3 separate regions of the Mus musculus genome follow, and regions 1 and 3 are each linked to region 2. Evidence: chromatin loops called from intact Hi-C (ENCODE). Cell type or tissue: heart. All regions are shown on one strand. Region 1 holds the start of Ttpal (tocopherol (alpha) transfer protein-like). Region 2 overlaps Hnf4aos (hepatic nuclear factor 4 alpha, opposite strand). Region 3 holds the start of Ccn5 (cellular communication network factor 5).

Region 1 (8,000 bases), 64 kb after region 2:
GACCTCTCAGCACAGCCCTGCAATTCCTTCTCTGTGAGACCATTTATAAGCCGCCTGATCTCTCTGATTTTTCCCTTCCCCTTTTCCTTTCTCTTCCCTCATTTCAACAGGATTTCACTGTCACAGTGTAACCCCAAGCTGGCCTTGTAACTCCCTATATAGCTCAGGCTGGCTTCAAATTTGAGGTCTTCCTGCCTCAGCCTTCTGAATGCCAAGATGATGGACACTTGTCTCTGAGTCTGTTTGCCCAGCTGCCATATGGAATTCGGATCTGAGGCTGTTCCACTGTGCTCTGTTGAGTTAGTAGAGTACAGAGAGAATAGCACAGTGCCAGGTGTGTGGTCAGAACTAGGTCCAGGCGCTGTACTAGAAGGAGAGGTGAGTGTCTGGGCTGGCATTGATGGAGAAGGGGTGGGATATCTCCTATCCCTGCCGCATCTCCGTTTCAGGACATGTTTTGGAAAATATTCAGTCTGGCTAGGATCCAAAGCCCCTGGGAACAGACAGGACATCCTGTCCCTCCAAGCAGCCGTGCTGACTCAGGAAGATCAATGTGTGACCACAAAAACACAGCTGGTTCTGACCTCTTCTGGGAAATCTACCCGGCCAAACCCATTCAAAGACCCGGATCCTTCCTTCTAGGGCCTGAGCCTGGGCTCTTGAGCAGAAGGTGGCATGCAGAGAAAGAAGACTCTGGCACTTGAGGCATGCCAGGCCAGGGGGTCACAGGCTTCACACGACCCTATGATTGAAGTCAGAGATCTCTCTTGTGCTTGCCAAGCCTCCGGCTTCCCCCAGCCCAGGTTTGGACATTTTTCCAGCCAAGCTGGGCTCCAAACCACTAATTGGGCAACTGTTGACCTCAGAGTAAGTCAGCCCCAGCAAGAGAGATTGTTGAAGCGCATGGGATGTTTTGTTCCTTAGAATCCCAAGAATTAGAGTGAGTCCTCCTCATCCCACAACTCTAGCGCCCAACCCCTCACGGCCATTTGCTTGTTTTGTAACTCGGGCAGGTTCCTCTGCCTCTCAGAGCTCCAGCCTGCTCCCCTCCCCAAGAGAACCCATAGGGGCAGGTGCCCAGTAAGGGAAGTTATTACTGCAAATAGCACTCACTGAATGCCAAACCTAACAAAGTGTGGGCACAGCGTACAAGAGGCCCTAGTTCAATCTGCAGCTCCTCAAACAATTGCGCTAATAAAGGAGGCCCCACTTCTTCCTGAGAACCTCAGTTAACAGACGCTCAGAGAGGGGAGACATTTGAACAGTTGGTGACACAGTTAGCTGCTCAGCCGGAGGAGGGGCTTGCAGCCAAGTCTGGTGGCCTGAGTTTGATCCTCAGGACGTACAAGGAAGAGAGAGAGAGAGCCCATTTGCTAAAAAGTTTATCTCTGGCTTCTACATGTGTACCATATGCCACTTGAACACACATATCACACACACACACAGATACACAATGAATGAATGAATGAATGAATGTAAGTTTTAAAACAAGTAACAACAAAACAAAACAAAACCCCAAAATACTTTATCAGCTGCTTGTGGTCACATGTAGTTTCTTTGAGCCTTGTAAAAATGGAAATGAAAGATATGAGCATTGTGAGGGGCCCACTGTCCTAGATGATCTGGGACCCATGGCTGGCAGACAGTAGGCCCTGGGAAGCACTGAGCATTTATTTCTAACCATGCTGGTAATGTTTCCACAACCATAGAGCTAAGTGTTTCTGGTGAGTCAGGGGGACTGATTTAGTGAGTGCCTACTATGTGTCTACTTCTACCAGAAACCACACCACCTGAGTGCACACACGCATGCACGCACAAACACACACACACACACACACACACGCATTCGCGTGCAAATGTACACATGTACTTAGAGAGGTAAGCAGTTTGACTTTAACTTTTTAAAAACTTGATTTAAAAAACCAAAATGGAGCCGGGCGTGGTGGCGCACACCTTTAATCCCAGCACTCGGGATGGTCTACAAAGTGAGTGCCAGGACAGCCAGGGCTACACAGAGAAACCCTGTCTCGAAAAACCAAAAAAAAAAAAAAAACCAAAATGGATCCAGAAATTCACGTTACATTTGGAGCTTAAAGAGAAGGCTCAAGAATGAAAAGCACCTGCTGCTCTTCTAGAAGACCTGGGATCTACCAGCACCCACGTGGTAGCTGTCAATCATCTACATCTCCAGCTCCAGGAAACCCAGTGCCACCTTCTGGCCTCTGAGGGTGCTGCATGGGCATACATGCAGGCAAAACACCCACAGGCAGAACATAAAAATAAAAAAATCTTTTTAAAAATGTCAAGACAAGCATAACAGTCATAACTGTAACCACCTTGGAGGTATGATAGGAGAATCAGGAATGCGGGGTCATCCTCAACTACATGTTAGTTCAAGATAGTCTGCGACACATGAGTATATCTCAAAAGCAACAATAATGACAATTAAATAAAAAAAAAATAGAGGGTCCAGCAAGATAGTTTGATCAGTGGAGATGCTTATTGCCAAGTCTGTGGACCTGGGCTTGACCTGGACTTGACCTGGGCTTGACCTGGACTTGACCTGGGCTTGACCTATGTTGGTAGAGAACTAACTCCTGTGAGTTGACCCCTGACCTCCACAAATGCACTGTGGTATGTGTGTGCTAACACACACACACAAAATAAGCAAACATAATTTTGAAAGAATATAGTTTGTTGTAGGGTGTATCGCTCATATCTGTAGTCGCAGAACTTGGGAGACAGAGGCAGGAGAACTGCTGTAAGTTTGAAGCTACCATGTTCTACACAGTGAGTTACAAGCTAGCCAGAGCTACAGAGCAAAACCCTGTCTCAAAAACAGGGGTGTAAATACCTGTGAGCTGCATGAATATGCTTATACATTGCTTTTAAAAAGAAAATAGTCCCTTGAGTCGTGCCACCATCTCCAATATAGACAGCTGAAGTAGATACAGCTGGAGACAGCTCTGGTGCTCCAAGCCATTGTGGCACACTGGCAAGGAAGCTCAGAGAGGCCAGGATGCAGGGAAAGCTGACCTTTGGTGACCTTCTGATCTGGAGCGGGTGATCACAGCTAGCAGACATTCCGAGTCCCAGTGGACCAGATCTCTGGACATCATTCCTTGGAGTTCCCAAGGGGCCCCTGCACAAGGCTCACAGCTCTCCTTGTGCACATGGCAACGGGTCCTTTCAATGTGATGTTCCAGATCGGTTACTTCTGGCTGTCCAAGACAGGCAACAATACAGAAACTCAAGTCTCTGCTCACCTATTTAATTGTAAACGTGGACAGCTTCTGGCCCTTCCTTGATCCAAGCCTGTCTTTCAACCTCTGAAACCAAAGAGACAAGCGTGGTATAGTCTCTAGAATGAAGTAAAATTTGCGACTACACTGACATTTGGACTTGACTCTCATCTCGGATCCTTTCTGAATTGGAATGTCCTATTCTGTAAAGACCATCTCTCCCATTGTTTTCAGTATAAGCATTATAAGGATATATATCTATATAGATATATATCACATATATATCATATATATTATATATCACATATATATTATATATAAACATATACAGAAGGATATATACATATATGGGTATATGTTACATATATACATGTATATTTAGATATATTATATGATATGAGCCTAGTGCCTCATTGTCTACAGCTGCTCAACATGAGAAAACTCTCCTGTTTTGTTTGTCTGACACCCTTCTGCCATCTCTAAACTTTCACTCAGGAAGGCTGACCATCCTCACCAAGCTCATCTCCCCCTACTGTCAGCATCTAGAAGTGCAGGCTGGGCTGCCAGGGCCACCGGTAAACTGTTCATCTGGAAGAGAGGTTTAATCTCAACACCTGGGCCAGCAGGGCTAAAGCTTTGCTCCAGAAGCCTCCTACTATTTGTGCAGCTTGAGAAAAGTTATTTTTGTCTTATGAGCTCATTTAATCAGCTTTTTTGTTTTGTTTTTGCTTCTGAAGACTATGTTAGTTACCTTTCTATTCCTGACAAAGCCACTTAAGAAGGGAAGAGTTGGTGGCCAGCAGTGGTGGCTCACACCTTTAATTCTGGCATTTGAGAGGAAGAGAGAAGTGGGTCTCTGTGAGTTCTAGGCTATCCCGGTCTATGTAGTGAGTTCCAGGATAGCCAGAGCTCCTGTCACAAACACACACACACACATACACACACACAGGAAGGAGGAAGAGTTTATTCAGGCTCACAATTCAGGGTACAGAGGCCATCATGAAAAGCAGCACTTAAGGTAGCCAGTCATATTGTGTTCCAGTCAGGAAGCTTAGTGAGAGAAGTGAACAAAGGCTGCTGCTTAGCTGCCTTTCTCCACAGTCCAGGATCCCAACCAGGGAATGATCCCAGCTAGTCTTCCCTATTCAGTGAGCCACAGTTAAGGCAAATTCCTATAGACATACCCAGATATCCACTTCACGGGTGATTCTAGAGCCTATGAATTTGACAGATAACACTAACCAGCCCAGGGATCCAGATGTTTGGGAGCCTGAATAGATTGGCCAACGTCATATAATTTGAATTAAGATTAGTAGATTTCGGTGGATGAATCATGTCCTGTCCCCTGAGATGTCCTCATCTTAGCCTCTGTAATTTGTAAATATCTCATGGGGTCAAAGAGATGTTATAGGTGTGCTTAAGGATCTTCAGATGGTGAGACTATTCCAGGTTCTCCCAATAATGGGCCCAATGTAACTGTAAACATTCTTATAAGTGAGAGGCAGGAAGCTGGAGGTGACGTGTCTCCTGATCTTTTCTACTCAAGAGGCTGAAGTGGGAGAACTGAAAGTTCAAGACCAACCTGAGTAAGTGTCTCAAAAACAAATCTTTGAAACAGGGTCTTACTCATGGTCCTGACTGGCCAGCTGACCTCAAACGCAGCTGAGGTTAAAGGCGTGCATCACGATGCCCAAATTTCTCAAATATTTGAACATGACTTTTGTAAGAGACATGAGCATTCACACTTATGATTCCAGGACTTCCAAATGTGACACAGAAGGATTGTGGACTTGAAGTCAGCCTAGATTACATCAAGTTCTCTCTCTCTCTCTCTCTCTCTCTCTCTCTCACTCACACACACACACAAAGAGAGAGAGAAAGAGAGAGAGAAAGAGAGAGAGGGAGAGAGAACACAGAGGGGGTATTCAGGACTCAGTCAGTTGCCGTTGTGACAACAGAAGCAAGATGTCGGAGTGATGTGGGGAAGACCATGGACCAAATAATACCAGTAGCTCAGTAGCTTCTGCAAGTTGGAAAAGAGAACCAGTACCCAGAGAGACAGCAGCCTTCCCAGCTCCCCGGTGTCTTTAGCAAAGCAACAAAATACATTTGTGTTATTTGAAGTCACTATGTAGTAATTTGTTATAAATGGAACAGGAAACTAACACTTAGATTTGGGCGGGGGGGGGGCGCGGACGGGGGACAGGACACCTATTTAAATGTGAGTTTCTGAGAAACAAACATTTCTAAAGTATGTGTCCCAAATGTTACATAAGGAACCTAGTCTTAAAAATAGACCTTTGTTTATCTGAAATTCAAATTTAACTGAGAGTTCTATATTTTATTTGGCAGCCTAGAAGCTGGTGACTGGAGAGAAGGGAGGACTGCAAGTCTCATGACTTGTAACCTGGGGTGGCGGCACACACTCACTGTCTCAGAAGACAAGGCGCAAGAGTCATGAGTTGGGGGCCAGCTGGTCTACAAAGGCACCCTCTATTAAAAACAAACAAAACAGATAAACATAACTCAGAATTCCCAGGGTACCTCGAACCCCTCTCACATATTTAGTTTGACATCTGGCAAAATCCATTGTGTCCTTATGTCCTTGAAGGTCACTTCCCACCACTCTAGGACTCCACTTATTCATAAGGTAGGGAAAGGATGAGGGACTTAAGGTTATCCCTTTGAATATGACATTTTCTTAGACCGACGAAATTTCTCTCTAGAAATGGTCTGTTGTCCTTATTCTACCTAAAAGAGATTTGCCTCGAAATTACAGTTGCACAAACCATGGGTATGTGTGGTGAGGCTAGTAAATGGGTCAGATGTGGAGTTAATAAACTCCTTTTCAAACTACTGCTGTCTCGAGACAACATTGTGAGCCCCAGAGCAGGAAACAAGTAGTTTCTGAGTCGGGGTCCAGGGCAAGAATCGTTATTCACGAAGAAATAGAGGCGAAGAGGCTAGTGCACTTGGCCAAAGCGGCTCAGCTGATGGCATACTGACACAGGCAGCCAGTCCAGACATCAGCTGAGGACAGAGTAGTTCTGCAAATGATAAGCCTGAGGTCTAGGTCTGAAGCTGGTTTCTGCATTGATTTGCCGCTTCTCTAGAGGTCACAGCAGGCAGGGGGATTGAAAAAAAAAAATATATATATATATATAAAATGAAAATAAATAAATAAAAAGACAATTTAATGAGAAAATGATGTAGAACACTAGGCATATGGCAGTGTGTTCCAGCTTCCCTCCCCGAGGCCTCAGTTTCCCCACCCGAAACCCAACTCAGCTGCACAGCCGGGGCCACCAGGTGGTGTCAAGCCCCAAGTCAGCACTACAAAGTTCACTCATGCGCATTCCCGGATGGGCGCCGCCTACACGCGGCTCGAGCGTCACTTCCGGCGCGAGGGCCGGGCCGGCCGGCCGGGGAGTGCGGGTCTGTTCTGCGCGCGCTGCCAGCCGAGGCTCCTGCCGCCGTGACCCGCGCTCCGCCCGCCGCCGGGCTGGTGAGTGCCCACGAGCCCGGGTGTGCGCCGAGGGGCCAGAGATAGGGACCGGAGAGGGCGAGATCGCCGGAAGTGGGCCAGAGGGGCGGGAGACCCCAGGAAATGGGGACACCTGGGGAGGGGGCGAAGACCGGAAGTAGGGGCCTTGGGACGCTGTCAGCGGCTCGCAGGTCTCTGGGGCTCCGAGAGAGATGGCTTCCTGCCTCCTGTTGTTGTGGACGAGAGGGGATGCCCCGGAGAGAGAGATGGCTCCAGGTGGGGAGGGTGTCAGGCTTTATTTCCTGTCCATCACGTCGTTGTCGAGGCTGACAGCCACTGCTGAGCCCTTGGGGATACAGCAGGAAGCTGCAGGTGGAAGATAGAGATGATGAGACCAGGGTGGGGCTTGACCCTTCTTCGCTCTGCCTCACTGGACAGGGCTTGCCGTACTTCCCCTGATGTTGACGGAGTGCTGTCGCGAGCCGGCACTGGGTCTTGTGGTGACTCCACAGGCAAGTTCTCTGGCCTGTAGTGATGATTCACATTGTAGGAGGTCAGTTCCCTCCTTTGTAAAGTGGCAACTGACGATAATCAGCACGCTCAGTTATTGTGAAGATGAAATGTGGAGCCGACAGTGTAGTTCAGTGGGAGAGTGGTGCCTTGCATGTGCAAGGCCCTGGGGTTTATCTCCAGCAACAAATGCCCAGGAAGAAATAAAGAAACAGATGTACAATGGGGAGCTTGATTCAAAGCAGAACCCTCAGCCTGTAGGACCTCTTTGCATCAGTCCATGATGTAAACCGCACGAGGCAAGGCGTTATTGTTTTCTGCTGTGTCCCTAGCATCTGTCAGCACAGTGCCTGACAGGTACAGGAGGCCATCAGTAATTCTTTGATAAATGACTGGGTGGGAACTGACCCAGAAGAGTTCCTTGTAGACACCTGTGACACTAAGTAAAAGTTTCTAAAGACGAATAGGAACCCAGGGCTGTAGAAACCTGGAGGAACTCACCCTGAGGAAGGGGGCGGGGGGGGGGGGGGATGGAGCGGGGATTTACAGACTAGATCCCATCGCAGTTGGGCCTTGGCAGCTAACATGGAGAGAAGCCTTCATGCAGAGAGTGTCAGATGTGTGAGATAGTCTAAGAATGTGGATTATTAGTTTGTCCTCCCTGGTAAATGGAGGAGAGAAAGGAGAGGGCCTTTGGGGCTAGTTCTATAGTCTGTGGCACCGCGGTCAATCTCAGGCAATGAATTAGGATTCTAGGCACCTAC
Region 2 (8,000 bases):
GTAACAAAATGGTTTATTTCATTATGACTATTTTTATTACTTTCTAATTAGGAAGTGATATCCTACTTGATAAGAATAACGATTCCTTTGAAAATAAATCCAGGACCTGGAGATGTAGCCCAGTCAGTCAGATGCTTGCCTAGTGTGTTCCAGAACCCCATAAAAACGGAACTAACAACACATTCTTGTAGCTTTATAGAAAACAGGAGGGATCAGAAATTCATGGTCATTCTTGGCTGCATAGCAAGTTTGAGCCCAGTTTGTGCTACGTGAGAGCCTACCTCAAAAAAAAAAGTTTTTTTAAGACAATAAAATAAACCCAAGTAAAAAAGAAATGACCTGGTGCAAGAGAGATTGTATGTAGATAACATTAGAGGTGGTTTTCAGATATGATAAAAGTTCTTGGGAAAACCCGAGATGCATTGGGAAGTCTATCCCATCTAATTAGGTATGCCGTTCTGTGACAAAACAACTCCAAGATTGGTTCCATTAGCGGGGTCTAAGTCCCTTATAGTGCATGTCCCGCCTTGGCCAGCAGAGGGCTCTCTTCACCGTGGTGCCTCTTTCTGTAAAGTAGCACCTAGCCTCAAGGCTTCGGACTGGGGCTGGCACCGCTTGTTTTTCCTCTCATGTCACTGGCCGAGACAAGTGTCACAGTCACATCCAGAGAACAGAGCAACTATGAAGCTATCCCCCTGCCTAAAAGCAAAGTAGACCAATGTGAATAGCCCCGGATAGACTAGGAGCAAACTGATCCAGAGAGGTAGGTTGGGCCAGGGCCCTTAGTTTTGCCCGTCCTTACCCACCAACAGGCTGCTCGTGGTCTTCAAGCCCCTGTTCCTAGGGAAGGAAGATGAGCCTGGCAGTCTCTCTCTGAACGGGTACCTCGTGACTGTTGTAAGCGTGCTGTTTCTTCATTGACTGGCCAGACTTAATCTAGGATCTGAAGGGAGTTGAACTGGGGCTAGGGTTTGTTTTGAAAGGACATGGGGAGCACGGGGCAGGGTAGGTATCTGGAAAGGGGAGGAAGAGAAGGGGAGGAGCCACGGCTGAGAACCTTGCGGACCCCGAAACTATTTTGTTCCTTCTACAGTGTGGGTACCAGGGATGGAGCTGAGGTCACCAACGCCTCACCCTGCTGAGCGTCTGCTGTACTTCACCTTTTATTTTTCTTTTTAAAAGATTTATTTATTTTACCTATATGAGGACACTGTAACTGACTTCAGACACACCAGAAGAGGGCATCAGATCTCATTACAGATGGCTGTGAGCCACCATGTGGTTACCGGGAATTGAATTCAGGATCTCTGGAAGAACAGATGGTGCTCTTAACCGCTGAGCCATCTCTCCAGCCCTGTACCTCACCTGCTCATTGTGTGTATTATTGGCATGTGCATATGCATATATGTGGGCAAGCATGGCAGTGTGGAGCACAGATAACTAGTGAAAGCCAGCTCTGTCTTTCCGCTGAGTCCCTGGCTAACATCTTTATTCACTGATCCACGTTGTTGGTCCCTTGATGAATTCCTTTTCTTCTTTTCTTTGTTGACATGGTTTCATTTAGTGCAAAGCTACACGTAAACTCACTATGTAGCCAAGGATGGCCTTGAATCCCTCATCTTCCTGCCTCCACTTTCTAAGGGCTGGCGTTTTAAAGCATTTGCCACCATGCCCCGACTAAATACTTTATGATTCTCAGGCTGTTTACTTCACTCTGCAAAAAACCCTCTCTTGTAATATAGAGTTGTTTTCACTAATTGTCAACTATCTACTAGACACTTAATGACGTTCTCTTCATGTATGCATGTGTCGGGGAAGGGTGTTACACAATGATCACATGGAGGTCAAAGGGCAGGGGTCACCTCTCCTCCTTCCACCGTGTAGGTCCTGGGGATTGCATCCGGGTCATCAGGCTGAGAGGCAAGCACGTTTACCTGATGAGCTCACGGTCCGCATCCCCAACAATTTCTCCTCGAAGGCCTCTTCAGCACACTACCAAATTCCCATTAGTTGCCTCTTCTTTGTTTCATTTGGACCTGTTCAAGGTTTGGGGTGTACCTTGAGGAATGCAGCCAGCGGGCATCTCCACATGGGGGGGGGGGCTGGAGAAATGTAAGTAGATTATCTCCAAGTAGCTGAACACGGGGCCATTTCCAGTTGACGTTCTGGAAAGACGGGGCAGAGACAGAGAATGCAGGTTGAGGAAGTTACAGAACTCACACACTGTGTGGGAGAGCGGCCAGCCTGGAGCAGAAGATCTAGTCTCACACCAGGGTGTGGCAACAATAGTTAGCAGAAAGGGGATGTGCAAAGGCCCTGAGACAGGAAGGAGAAAGGGAGGAAAGAGATGAGGTTGGAGCCGTGGGATACAGCGACAACATCTCTGTGGCAGGAGTCTTGTGAGCTTTATAAATGGCACTTCTCTTTATAATGGCATTCTCTTCCTTAAATGTGTATGTGTGCATGTATGTATGCACTGGGAAGGGTGTTCTACAGTGATCACGTGGAGGTCACGTGGAGTCGCTTCTTTCCTTCCACCATGTGAGGCCTGGGGATTGAATTCAGGTCATCAGGCTGAGAGGCAAGGCCACTGTAAAAGTTTAATGAGGGAAGAGATCGGACTCAAGGTATATTTGCGCATGATCATGGCCCGGCTTCGGGTGAAGAGTAGATGGCACAGGAGCAGAGTGGGCAAGGAAGTGTTGTGCACAGATTTCTCCTGGCTTCCAGAAACATGGTGATTGCGCTCAAGTTGGCTGTAGTGGAGCAGGGGAAACATCCTAGCTACTGTCAGGGATAGCGTAAACTGAGGCACTTTTTTTTTAAATGAAGATGGAGGTAGATATGTCATGTGGTGATGGTGGTGGTGGTGGTGATGTTAAAGAACGTGGGAACAGAATAAGTCATCCTACTGGACAAAGCTTCCAGTGTGTTTAACATGAGCCTAATTAACAGAGCTAATTTCACTCATATCTCCATGCTAACTCTATTTTTTATTTAAATATTAGCGCACATGTGTATGTGTGCATGTGTGTGTGAATATGCGAATGTTTGTGTGCATTTATTTGTGGCGCGTGTGTTGGAGCCATGGAGGCCAGAAGAGGGCATCAGATCCCCTGGAGGTACTGCTGTGAGCTATCCCATAGGTGCCGGGAACCCATCTAGGGTTCTCTGCAAGTAAGCGCTGTTCACCACCGAGCCTTCTCTACAGCTTCCATATCAACTTTTATGATGAGGGAGTGGTATTTAATGTTATGAATACCATTCTAAATGATGGTGTGTGCAAATAAAGGCTTTCGTTTGATGCCAGCACAAGCCTGGGAACTTCCTCAAAGCCGCCCGCACACTGGCTCCTGGGGCTGGAGCCTGAACTTTCGGAAATGCAGAATAGATTTTTTTTTTTTTTTAAATCTTGCATTCTGGTTGATGCAGTGGCAGCGGGCTGTGACTAGATTACAGTATGGCCTCCTGGGATGTACGTGAAGTACGAGTCTTGAGCGCCAGTTCCCACGTTGGCCACTAGGAGGAGCCCTCGAAGGCCAAATCGCTATGCTGGATGCGTTCAGAGGAAGATTTGCTGAGCTAGTTTCTGTAGCCCTGAGAGGAGCCGCACTCGCAGGACGCGACAGGGGTGGGCCAGAAGAGGATATCAGGACGCTGAGCTCTGTTAGGTGGCCACGCTTCTCTGCGCAGCTCCTTTGGCCCCTTTCCTCTGGCTCTCTGCCCCGCTGAGGACATTGGCTGACCTGGAGGGTGGGACCACGGGTTTACGCTGGATTGCAAAGGCTCAGATCCAAGGTGCAAAAATGCACATTCTAGCAAGTGACTCAACAGCCAGCAGCCCCCTGCCCGTCCCTCACTAAGTACCATGCACATTAAGCTTATCCTAACAACGCCTCACTGGGGTGTAAAATTGTCTCCTCGTAGGAGAGGGCCACCTTATCCAGAGGCCGGGCCCCCTGACCACGAGGTGCTGTCATCTCTCTCGGCTTCCTTGTTCTGGGCAGCTGGTCACTATTTAAAATTTACTTCTCTTTTTAATTTACCTCCCTTACTGCCTGATATGCCAGGCTGAGAATGCGGTTGCCAGACACAGCCTCAGCTCTCCGTTACATCTGGGATGGGATAAACCATACCCTTCCTTAACCTTTTTTTTTTTTTTTAATTTATTGTGAGTGTGAGGGTGTATGGGTGGCCACAGGCTCCTGGGGAGGTCAGAGATAACTTGTCGGGTGGGTTCCTAAGCCACCAGAGTCAGGCTAGGGGACAGATGCCTTTACCTGCTGAGCCATCCCTTATTTTTTAAGTATGAGTATGTCATTATTGAGGATATACTTATGCTACAAAGTACAATATGGTTGTCTGAAGTTACAGTTCCACTGGATGTTTTTATTTTCGTTGCTGACTACAATCCTGTAAGGGAAGGCTCTCGCCCCCTGTCTTCCTTGCTCAGTCTTCCGCCTCCACAGTAACGGTGCTGATAAGTCAAAATGCTTGGGTGGGTGGATTCCTTCAATTCTTCACTCATTTATTCAGGCAACGTATTTACTTTAAGCACCTGTTGGATCCCTGAAAAACCATGGTAGGCAGGCAGTCCAAAGGAGGAGGCAGTCACCATGACAGACACTATGGTAAATATAGTGTATATGCTCTGGGGGGCTGGGAAGGAACAGGGGAGGAGGAGTCCTTAACCCCTCCTAGGTCATCAAGACTTTTCCTGGAGAAAAGCAACCGAAATGAGACACGGAGCCCGACAGGCCTGTCAGAGAGCAGGGCTGGGCTGTGGGGTCCTGTAGGCGGCTGGGGAGGGAGTGTGAAGTGTTATCAGACCATCATTCACACTCACTGGGTGGGTTTATTCACTTCCAGACCCCTGAGGGAAGCCAGGGCAGCTTTGCTGTACTCGTATATGGGGAAACTGAGGCCTGGAAAGAGAAGTGCCTGGCTTGGGCTAGACTGGGAAGGGAAGGTAGAGCTTCCAGCTCAAATCCTACAGACTTGGAAGGGAGCCTTGAACTCTGCTAGAAAAGCTACTTTGCTGATGACCAAGGCCCCCAAAAGAGAGCAAGGAACCTGGGGCTCAAGAGGAGAACAGGACTCTCTCTACCAGTGTGGCTGGCTCCCAGCTTAGCAGGAGAACATGAAGAGACAGCAAGAGGTCTTTGCAGGTCCCCAAGTGCAGCCTCTGTGCCTCTCACGCCTATCTAGGTTGGGCCTTCAGGCCCCTTGTTGAGGCCTATAGCTGATTACTCCCATGGGTCCTGGGAAGGTCTTTGGTCTCCATGGTGACCACTTCCCAATGTCCCCGAAATCTCATTGTGACCAGTATTAAGGGATTAACTCGCCAGCAGCCCTCACAGGGTCTTGGGTACCAGAGTGGCAGCAGGAAGTGGTTCAAGGATGAAGAGCTTGCCCACCGTGTGTGACCCCATAGGACCAGGAGGAGGATGTCGGACAGGGGCCAGGGGTTCCTGCAGATCACATCAGGTATGCTCTTGAGTTCACGTCTGTCCAGAAGGGAGCCCAGGGAGGTAGAAGAGAGACCAGGGACTCAGGGGGAAGCTTAGAATTCAGGGCATGTGGAGATCTTTAGTCTCAGTCCCCAACTCAGCCCAGAAGGACAAGTCTGGAGGACATTTGATCAATATATATATATATATATATATATATACATATATATATATATATACATACATACATATATAGTTCAGATCCCCAATGACTCTTTGGGGGTACTGCAAGGCTTATCAGCCATCTCATTTTCACTTTGCGGTTGGGGAAACTGAGTCAGAGAGAGGCAAGTGAGCCATTTAAGTGAGCCATTTAAAGTCAGTAAACTGAAGCAGGTGAAGAATTCAGAGGGGACCTCACAGTGATCTAAACAGAGCACTGTTAAAAGAAACAAGACAAAACCCGCCATCACCTCTGTCTTGAACTCCACGTTGCCCACCGTGTCTTCAGGAGCCAGAGGCAGCCTGTCTGACTGGCCTGGTTTCTCCCCTCCTGACCTTCCCAGATCTTTGCCCGCTCACCCTGAGGCCAGCAGAGAGTTCTAGACAGTCTCCACAGGGCTGGAGGGCACAGAGCCTGGACTATGCCACCCCAGGGGACAATTAGTCTCTGGGTCCCTGGTTTGGCACCTTGCTCACCTTTTAGCCTCTCTGGGGATTTCAGACCCCAAATGCCCTGGCAATCCAGTAACCAGGAGGGAAATTTAAACCCCAGGGGCTGGGGATGCAGCTGGTAGAACACTTGCTTGCTTGCCTACCGTGGGTGAAGCTCTGTGTTCTTTCTGTATTCAGCACTGAATAAAGCACACCCGACGGTGCACACCTGTCATCCTAGTATTTAGAAAGCACAGTCAGGAGGACCAGAAGTTCAAGGTCACTCCCACTAGTTAGCGAGTTTAAGGCCAGCCTAAGCTACATATACAAAACCCTACCGAAAAATAAAAATCTGAGACTTGACTCCCTGGGAAACCGAGGCTCCCTGGCTGAGCCGGCTCTTCCTTAGCCAAGGCTTGCCCCAAAGGTGTCAGATAGCCTACTGACCACCACAGAAAATGAGAAAAGCAAAGTTCAGGACAGCGAGGAGGCTGCTTGACAACACAGGGGTACACAGGTCATGGACATACATGCAAGGCTCCTGTAACGCTTGGAAGACAAGAAAAACTAAGAAATGGCCCCAAATGGTGCAGAAGCTGGGAGCAGTGATGGACAGAGTCAGGGGAAGCAAGTCTCAACAGGTACCTTCTTCTATTCTTATTTTGAAACACAGCAATGCAGCAAGGACATCAGATGAAAGGCTTAAGCAAATGAGGTAAAATAGTAAACAAGAATAATCATAACTACACACACTGCCATAGCGACAGGTGTGCAGAGAAGATTACAATGCATGTCCTAGGAATTAGTTCCAGGTCATTTCATCCTTGACCTGGAAGCCAATATGCTGTTGCCAATAATAACAGCAATAGCCATTGGTGCCTGGAATTAGAGCTGTCCACAAACTGGAGATGGAGCCAGGTGTGGTGCAAACATCACCCATGAGTCAGCATTCTGACTTGGAGAGGAAGTTATCACCAACCCACCTAACAGATGGGGAAACTGAGCCTCAGCCAAGGTTTGACTTGTACACAGTCAAATCTGGACCCATATTAACATATTTCCAGCCTTCCCTGACCCAGCAGAGGTTCAGAATCATGACCACCCACCAGACTTCTCGGGAAATCTCCAGCACCTAGCACTGTGCCTCCCATTGCAAGATTTTTGTTTTGAGATAGAGTGTAACTACATAAGCCCAGGCTGGCCTTCCTCTCACCGGGATATAGCCCAGGTTGGCTTGGAATTCCCAATTCTCCTGCTGTGATTACAGATGTGTGCTACCTTGTCTGCCTGGTTTGTGACAGGGCTTGGGAATCACTGTTTTATCTGTCCCTTTTTGTTCCCTGTGTGGAGCCGGGGAATGGCCAGGGCCTGTCACACGCTAGGCAAGCATTCTACCACTGAGCCATATTCCAGCACAAGGCCTTTCAAAGCTAGGACGTAAAAACCTTTCACAGTATCAAGTGGTTCCATTTGGTGTTAGCCAGAATGAACCTTCAGCTCGGTTTTCCATATGAAATTCAAAGACCAAAGAGGAAAATGGCTTTTCTAAGGACCAGGCATGGCTAAGAACAAATTGGGACAAGCTATCCAATGGTTTACATGGAATGTTTGCTCAAATGAGAAAGTGTATCCCCTTTGGATAGACCAGGTTCTGGGGCTTTGGAACAAGGGCGGGATTTCCACCCCCTGCACCATCCCCCACCTCAGCCTCCTGAACTAGAATATTTGTGCAGTGAGTGACCTGTGCAACTAAACACAGTGATCCTGGCCTGTCTCCGAACGAACTCCCAAATACTTTACCCTGATGACATCAGACAAATCCCTGGGGCCCCTCCGAACTGGAGTCGAGGAGATTAAGGATAACTTCTGAATAGCAGACTCATTCCTCATTCCCAA
Region 3 (8,000 bases), 290 kb after region 2:
TAGGGAGGCTCTTGGTTGCCAAGAGCAGACAGGCTGCCAGGGAAGCTCTGCTCTGGGTCACACCCACCTCTGGGTGGCTGCCAGTCTCCCTGCCAGAAACCACAGGCTGGGTCTGGGCTGCCCAGAGCTTGAGCTTCAGGGCTCAGGACACCGTGGGTCAGATCTGCAGAGCATTTGACAGACGCTCCTGATCTCCAGAGGACCCCGGGCTGGGACAGGGGCCTTGGCGAGGCTGCAGCTGCTGTGGCAGTAGCTTGGGATGGAGGTCTTTCTTGCTGGGAACTGAGGAGCTGAGAGGCTCCTGTCAGGCTCCTGTCCTAAACTCTTGGCACTTGCGGTGGCTTGGGCTTCACACACTGTCAGACACCTTCTTGGTGGCCTCCTCGGCCTCAGGTAACTGGGCTTATTCCTGGGACTATGGAAACCGGTGTAAGGACTATAAATGTGTGTGTGTGTGTGTGTGTGTGTGTCTGTCTGTCTGTCTGTCTGTCGTTTTCTCTTTCTCTGTATGCACCTAGAAGGAACCTCATTCCCTCCAGAACATAAAAAAAGACTCGGGTCTTGCTTCCCAGGTTTGAAGCTGGCTCCACAAGGGACACGGTGACATGAGGGGCAACCCACTGATCCATCTTCTGGCCATTTCCTTCCTCTGCATTCTCTCAATGGTAAGGCATCCTGGTCTTGAATGACAGCAGAATTCTGGGTGGTGGGACAGATATATGGTCACAACTTAGAACTCTTGGAAAGACCCTATACTGGATACAGTCTGGTCTCTGTGCCCAGGCTTGCTTCCCTCTCTGGGCATGCAAGTTCGGCTGTGTGACCTCAGACAAGTGTCCTACCCTTTCTGAGCTTCAGCCTCAGTTGAATGGGTACAATGTTCATGAAGCTTCTGGGGAGACCACTAAGGAGAACTGCATCCACAGAAGATAGCATAGGTCCTGGACCTAGATGAGTGTCTAAAAGAGGACAGTGGGATCCTCCAGTGTCATAGAAACTAAAACAAATGTGAGTGCTGTGTAGCTCTGAACCAGGACAGAGGTTGATGCTGGGGTCTGATTGCAAAGTACAGTCCATGAGGGTACAACATGCTAGCCCTCAGGCAGTCAGTGACCTCTGGCCCTGGTCAGAGAGAGCAGGAGACATCTCTGTGGCAAATGTCCTTGTCCCTTGGTTCACATTGGGCATCTTTTAATTGGCTTGTGAGTAGTTCCGTTTGCACATTTATAACAGTCTTATAACAAATTGTCCTGTTTTGATCAAAGGAGACTCAGAGAGGGTAAGCAATGTGCCCAAAGCCACACAGCAAAGAAAAAGAACAATAGAAGAGTTGCATGGTGGAGCCTGGGGCAGACATAGGTGTGTCTGGAGGAAACCCTAGTCTGTGTCTCTCTACCCTAACCTGAGCAATACCTCACACTAAATGTTAAGTTCCCAGTATCACCGAGTTAAGGCCTTGAGCCAATGCAGTGTTGAGTATAAACATCTCCCTCCCTGGGACCAACTGGCTTCCAGTCTTGAAAGGTGTTGAGCAGAACATGGTGCTGGAGAGGGTAGCTTGGGTGGTCTCCTGGGCCCCGGGAGGGGAGGGTTCTGAAGGGCTGAGGAAGAGCTGCCCTAGATTGGCCACTGGTGTGACATTTATGAAGCCATTCTTTCCTGGTCCTGGGAAGTTGATTGGCATCTGGGATGTAGTCATGGAGAGGACCTGAGGCCACAGCCTTCCCGGGGGATGGAATTCTGGATCTTCCAGGCAGGCTGTGGGCTCCAGGCTCTGGACTGGGGCAGGAGGAAGGAACCTGGAAACAGCGAAGCGATGTTGATCAGGGTCTGACAGCGACCAGAGACTTAGTTACTTAGTCTGGGGAGACCAAAGCAAGTGAGACAGCTTGAATATGGGGACAGAATGGCTAGCAAAGGTGGAGGAGAGGAGGATGCCAGAGGGGCTGCTGCTTCCATAGGCTAAGCAAGAGCACCTGCCCTGCCTACTTACTGTCCTTGAACTGAGGACAGAGGCTGAGGCTGAGGTTCAGGTGCTAACGGAGTCCCTGGGGGAACAGCAGGCTCAAGAGTTAAGTGCGGGCTCTGCCTTCCCACCAAGCTGAATTCTCATCTTGTCCCACTGCTTTCCAGATATTTATCACTTGATTTTGACCTGCTTTGTCCTCACTGTTTTGGAGTTTATTCTGAAACAATGTGTCACTCTGTAGCCCAGGCTGGCCTGGAACTCACTATGTAGCTCAGGCTAACTTCAAAATTCTTCTGCCTCAGTCTCCCAAGGGTTATTTCATCATCTTTAAGTCAGACACGAAGCCCATACCTCGTAGGAAAGGGCTAAAGGGAAAGCTTGTGCACACAGCACTCAACGTAAGGGTATCATTAGTGGCTTTTCTTGGAGTCAGGACCTGAAGAAGCCAGAAACTACCGAGAGCCTGCAGCAGGACTCCGGCTCAGTAGAAGGCTCGTTTTGTCTTTGGCCAGTTCTGCTCAGCCAAGGGAGTCAGACCCTTGCTCTGAAAGTCTGCCTCTTTCTTCTCAAGACAACTGCAAGTGAGTTACCCAAGAATGTCTTATATTCCATGTTGAGATTACACAGGAGGCTTGGAGAGGTGACAGTGCATGCTCATGGCAAGCTCTCAGAGGCTGCTGGTCCAGGAACCCTCTGGAACCTGAAATTCTGCAGGGTGTCCTGCCTTAGGTGGGAACCACTCACTCACTCACTGGCTAGGGACAAGCAGCAACTCTGGGGCGGCCTCTGCTGGCCAGAGTGAGAACTGCGGGCCCTGGAGAGCAGGTTTTTTTGTTTTTTGTTTTTTGTTTATTTTTGTTTTGTTTTGTTTTGTTTTTTGTTTGTTTTTGAGACTCTGGATCCAGGGGTGGGCAGGATGGGGCGGCGGTAAACAGATCACTGTTTCCTTGATCCCATCAAGAGGTCTGGGGTCTTTAGTTTTCTTTTCCTAAATCACAAATCCTCCATATAAGGCCTTCTATTCCTGTTAAAGATTGATCGTTCACTGGTAGGGTAGGCAGTCTGGAACATCTTGAGTGCTATCTCCCTCCCTCTTGGTGCCCACCCTTTCGGGAGCTCATGGCTTCTGGAACTTCATTTGTGTATTTCTGTCTTGGGTGAAAGGCGCAGTTGTAGCACTGGGGTGAAACCCTGCGATGAATGGGTACGGAGGCCCTGGCTCAGTTTTTGCCTCTTTCAGAAGTGTCCTCCTCTGGGGCCGAGAGTCCACAGCAGTGAGGTGGGCGTGGCATGGCTCCCAGATCTGACTATTGGCAGTCACTCCCCCCTGCTCCTCCTCCATGCGGAGTCAAATTTCCCATTCGTGCAGGGTGCTGAGAGCGGAGCGGTGGTGGTGGAGTGGAGTGATATGGGGGTGGAGAGCTGGGGTGGGCTGGGCCAGAGGGGCTGTGGACCTAGATGGTTCTTAGACGCTTCTAGACAGCCTATTAAATAGATCACAGGTCCTGCCTCCGTGACTTCTAGTTTCGTGAGTCCCAGAGGAGGCCTGGGAATCTGTATTGCCCTTTCCTGGCTAATCTGATTGTGCACTTAAGGCTGGGAAGCATGGTGGGCTGTGTCAAGACCGGGAAGTGACGTGTTCTGTTTGACTTCTCAAGTCCGAGGGGTAAGAACACACTCTTCCCTTGGTATCACTCTCAGGCTTTTGTACCTGCCCTCCCGTGAGCACATAGCCAAGATGGCCACCGGAGTTAGCCACATTTGGGAAGGCAAGGAGATTGTTTGTTGGGGTAAAATGCTCTCAGTGCAAGTTTGAGGACATGAGATCGTGCCCCAGCACCCACGTGTAGCAGCCACACACAGTGGGACACATCTGAACCCTCCATAGTGGAGTGGCCAGCAATGGGCAGAGCCTCAAGTTCACTTGGTTAGGCAGCCTAACCAACTGATGATGGTCAGGCTTGGTGAGATACTCTGCCTGAAAAATAGAAGGTAGAGAGTGATAAATTCCTCTACCTGATGTTGATGTCTTCATATTTTCACATAAACACCTGCACACGACACATACATGTGCACCCCAAAAATAAACAAACAAGCAAAAAGCCAGCCATATTAATGACCTCCTACCCACGCTCAGGGGTTAGTGACATCATTTCCTGTCCCCCTTCTACAAACGAGGAGACTCAGGCTTGGAGAGTTAAAGGAGCTCTCAGGCTACGCTGCCAACAAGACAGAGCCTAGGACTGAGACTCTGACCTGGGTCCTTGCTCAAGGTCAGTGCCATGCTGCCTCTTAGGAGCACCGTGGGATGGCTCAGGCTGAAGACCCGTTCTGCGTGACACGGAGGCTGAGCTAAGGATCCCACACTGTCTGGTTTGGCAGAGAAGTGACCAGTCGTGGGAGTTTCCATACCTTCCATGATAGCCAAAACTGAGTGAGGTTTCTGTCTCCCCAGGTGTATGCCCAGCTGTGCCCAGCACCCTGTGCCTGTCCTTGGACACCACCCCAGTGCCCACCGGGGGTACCCCTGGTGCTGGATGGCTGTGGCTGCTGTCGAGTGTGTGCACGGAGGCTGGGGGAGTCCTGCGACCACCTGCATGTCTGCGACCCCAGCCAGGGCCTGGTTTGTCAGCCTGGGGCAGGCCCCAGTGGCCGTGGTGCTGTGTGCCTCTGTAAGCAGGTTTGCTAGACCAGTGTGTGTGTGGGCAGGGAGGAGGCTGGGGGGTCAAGGCCATGGGATCCAGAGACAAAATGGAGCCTACTCTCTCTCTATCTCTTTCACCTTACTTTAGGTGCTAGGTTTATTCAGCTCAACTGGTGACCCAAAGGCCCGCTCCCTGTTTCTTCCCTCGGCCTCTGCTGGAACTGTCCTGATGGTGACCTCCATCCGCACACATCCACATCATAGCCAGCTTCCAGAGCTGGGCCAACAGCTACCCATATACAGCCCCGTGGAGAGCAAGGGTGCACAGGCGTCACGTGGGGCATGGTGTGTGCCCAAGCAGTGCCGGGCACTTGTCCTCTTTCACAAGTTTTACAAAAAGGGAAACCGAGGCTCAAAGATGTTAGCTAGCATGCTCAATGCCCTACAGCCTATTCCGTCTCTGAACAGATTTAAGTAACAGTCTACTCCCTCCATAGCTGGGACTGGGAGCCTTAAGCTTCTCTCTCCATGTTGTCATACACACACACACACACACACACACACACACACACACACACACACACCATGCTGTCATACACACACACACACACACACACACACACACACACACACACACACGCCATGCTGTTTTCTGGTGGCACTGGTTGTATGACATTCCTCACCACTCTCTCAGGCCTGGGTGTCCTCTGACACTTTGGGGCAGGGCTTGGTTTCAGATCCCAGGGCCACTGCTGCTGAGAAGCTCTTTGTGGCCTGACCTTTAGCAGCAGTCTCCCTGCCTGTGAGGAGGTGCCAGGATCAGCTGCCAGTGGTGACCTTGCCAAGGGCCCCCAAAAGCAAAATTACCCTAGTTGAAATTTTAGAGAGATGGCTCAGGGGTTTTGTTTTGTTTTGTTTTGATTTTTGTTTTTTACAATTCATCTACTTCACCTAAGTGTTCTTTCCATTTTGACAAAACAACCTCACCCCTTTCCCTTCTTGCCGCGCTCTCTGCTCCAGCCACACTAGCTTTGAACACTCAAGTCATGGTCTGGACCACAGGGCCTTAGCACAGAGCACAGGTCATTGCTCCACACTCATTCTTTCCCCAGACACACACATGGGTCGTCCCCTCACTTCCTTCACATTCGCACCCACATGCCACTCCATCTGTGAAGCCCTGCCACTATCTTTAAGAAATTGCAAATCCTCTCTAACCTTAGCCCACTATTTCACCAGGCTGGATCACCAGGGCACGCAGCCTCGGCTCGTTGGCTGTGTTTATTTCCACTGGAGTGCTCCAGTGGGAAGGATGTTTGCCCACGTGCCCACATATCCTGAATTACAACAGCCTGGCACATGGCCCAGGCCACATGAGGTGCTCAGCACATATCTGTGGCTTTCTGTGAATGCCAGCAGAGGGTCTAATGGGGCTGGCAGTCACTGGAGCCCTTTCCTAAGTCCTGTGAGAAAACACCATAGGAGTCCATTTCCCTTTATCCTTAACACGGAGGTACAATCCAATGTAGCCCCTATCAAGTAGGTGAGGGAGCTCAGATGAAAGGGTTAAATCACTTAAATGGGTCACAGAGCTTACAGGTGGAGGAAGGAAAAACAACTGTGGCTCTGTGATTCCTGCCTTGCAACTGACTTCCGAGGGAAGAAAGGACCTACAGATTCCCGGAGAGCAGGCCCATGGCTTGTGCTCAGGGGGGCTGAGGACCTCAGATGAAGGCTGGTATCATGGGTAGGTAGGGAAGGTTGCCGGCAGAGGGGATTTGAAGCAGGCTTGGGGAAAACAAGAGTTTGGCTGCTGGACATGGGCATAGCTGGGTAGGATTCTGAGACAGCTCATGGAGTTTGCAATGTCAGGGAGCCCCTCAGAGCAAAGCTACCCTGCTGAAGCTGGCTGCCCAGCCCCACACACCCCACACCCAGTCAGCTCCCAGCTGATGGTCTATGGAGTGCCAGGAACTCTTGCTAAAATGATCGTCCTCCTATTGACTTTCCTAAACATGCCTCGGATTGTCAGGTGTCAGGTCATCCTGGCAACTGGGGGCCAAAGCTGGGGCAGAAGTCAGGGTGTGTGTGTGTGTGTGTGTGATAGGTGTGTGTATGATGAGTGTGTGTGAGTGTGTGTGATGAATGTGCATGTGAGTGTGTGTGATGGGTATATGTGTAAGTGGGTATGGTGTCTGTGTGTGATGAATGTATGTATGTGTAATGAGTGTGTGTGATGAGCATGCGTGTGTCACAGGTTTGTGTGTGATAGGTGTGTATGTATGATGGGTGTGTATGAGTGTGTGATAGATGTTTGTGTGTATGTGATGGATGTGTATGTAATGTGTGTGTGATGGGTGTGTATGTGAGTGGGCATGGTGTATATATGTGATGAATGTATGTGTGTGTAATGAGTGTGTGTGATGAGCGTGTGTGATAGGTGTGTGTGTGTGTGTGTGTGTGTGATGGATGTGTGATAGGGGTTTGTATGTATGTGTGTGTATGTGTGTATGTTCACATGCATGCATGTACACTCGTGTGCCTGTGTGATGGATGTGGTGGGGTGAACCCAGAAGTGGCAAGGCCAGGTAGGGATCAAGGCACAGCTGCCTACGTGGTTTCTAGGGAACCATTGACAACAAGGTCCAGGTCAGAAGGTCTTTGTGTCCAAGGACTTGTGATCTGGAGGCAGTGTGGACAGAGAACAGTCCTCTCTGGAGAATAAGGGGATGTTAGGAAAAGTACTCTGGACTCCAGCCCTCCAGAAAGGTAGTGGCATGAAGGCCCACGTCTTGAAGTTATCACTGTGTGTTCTTGGGCACCTCTATGTGCCTGGCCCTGTGCTAGATGCTGTGTGTTGACCCATGTAACCTGAGGGCACAAGTCACTGTAATCATTGAGAGTGGTGGGGCCACTCAGAGAATTTAAGCAGCTAATATAAAGCTCTAAAGCCGAAAATTCAACCTGACCAGACAAGGATGACGTCACATAGGAAGAGGACTAAGAGGCCGCTGCATGAACCCCCAGTCCTAGAGTGTGCTTCACAGCTAAATACTAAACATTACTAACTTCGATGGGCGTCTAGCCCAGGCTGGCCTTGAACCTCTATCTCTTGCCACCACTTCCCAAATGTTTGTGCTACCACAGAGTTTATACAATGCTGGAGACTGCGCCTGGGGGCACGAGCATGCTAGTCAGACAATCTGCTGAGCTACAACCCTTTTCCCAAGGCTTCATTTTGTCAGATTCGTCACACACATAACTTCATTTAGTCTATAACATGCTGTGAAATAAGGTTTGACATATCCTATTTTTTCCACATGGAGAAACCGAGGCAAGATGTGAAATTACTTGGCCCATAGCTGGAGCCCAAGCCGGGCTCCCGGC

What was found. Peaks named below come from ENCODE experiments on the same cell type or tissue, not always from the same donor. Only the 100,000 strongest peaks of a DNase experiment are listed, where the experiment ranks them.
Region 1: it touches region 2 in a loop (6-fold over the local background); 28 of 42 quality-filtered maps call a loop at or near these places.
Region 3: it touches region 2 in a loop (7-fold over the local background); 14 of 42 quality-filtered maps call a loop at or near these places.

The regions. Positions count from the first base shown.
Region 1 is chr2:163,595,668-163,603,667 of GRCm38, forward strand. Ttpal (tocopherol (alpha) transfer protein-like) reads left to right here and starts at 6,647. Exons shown (of 5, transcript NM_181734.3): 1 at 6,647-6,747. In heart, CTCF peaks have their summits at 2,232 (motif pointing left), 3,785 (motif pointing left) and 6,534 (motif pointing right); DNase peaks (open chromatin) are centred at 514, 2,209, 3,794 and 6,634; H3K4me3 peaks cover 1,469 bases; H3K27ac peaks cover 2,631 bases.
Region 2 is chr2:163,531,572-163,539,571 of GRCm38, forward strand. The region is part of intron 1 of Hnf4aos (hepatic nuclear factor 4 alpha, opposite strand); the gene reads right to left. It also overlaps a transcript of Hnf4a not described here. Among named protein-coding and RNA genes, the nearest start is that of Hnf4aos, 6.1 kb to the right of the region's middle. In heart, CTCF peaks have their summits at 523 (motif pointing right) and 3,512 (motif pointing right); DNase peaks (open chromatin) are centred at 580, 3,580 and 7,990; H3K4me3 peaks cover 638 bases; H3K27ac peaks cover 400 bases; H3K27me3 peaks cover 2,959 bases.
Region 3 is chr2:163,820,717-163,828,716 of GRCm38, forward strand. Ccn5 (cellular communication network factor 5) reads left to right here and starts at 118. Exons shown (of 5, transcript NM_016873.2): 1 at 118-393; 2 at 573-665; 3 at 4,425-4,641. The coding sequence starts at 606. In heart, no CTCF peak of the experiment used is centred here; DNase peaks (open chromatin) are centred at 75 and 3,265; H3K4me3 peaks cover 779 bases; H3K27ac peaks cover 1,111 bases; H3K27me3 peaks cover 2,523 bases.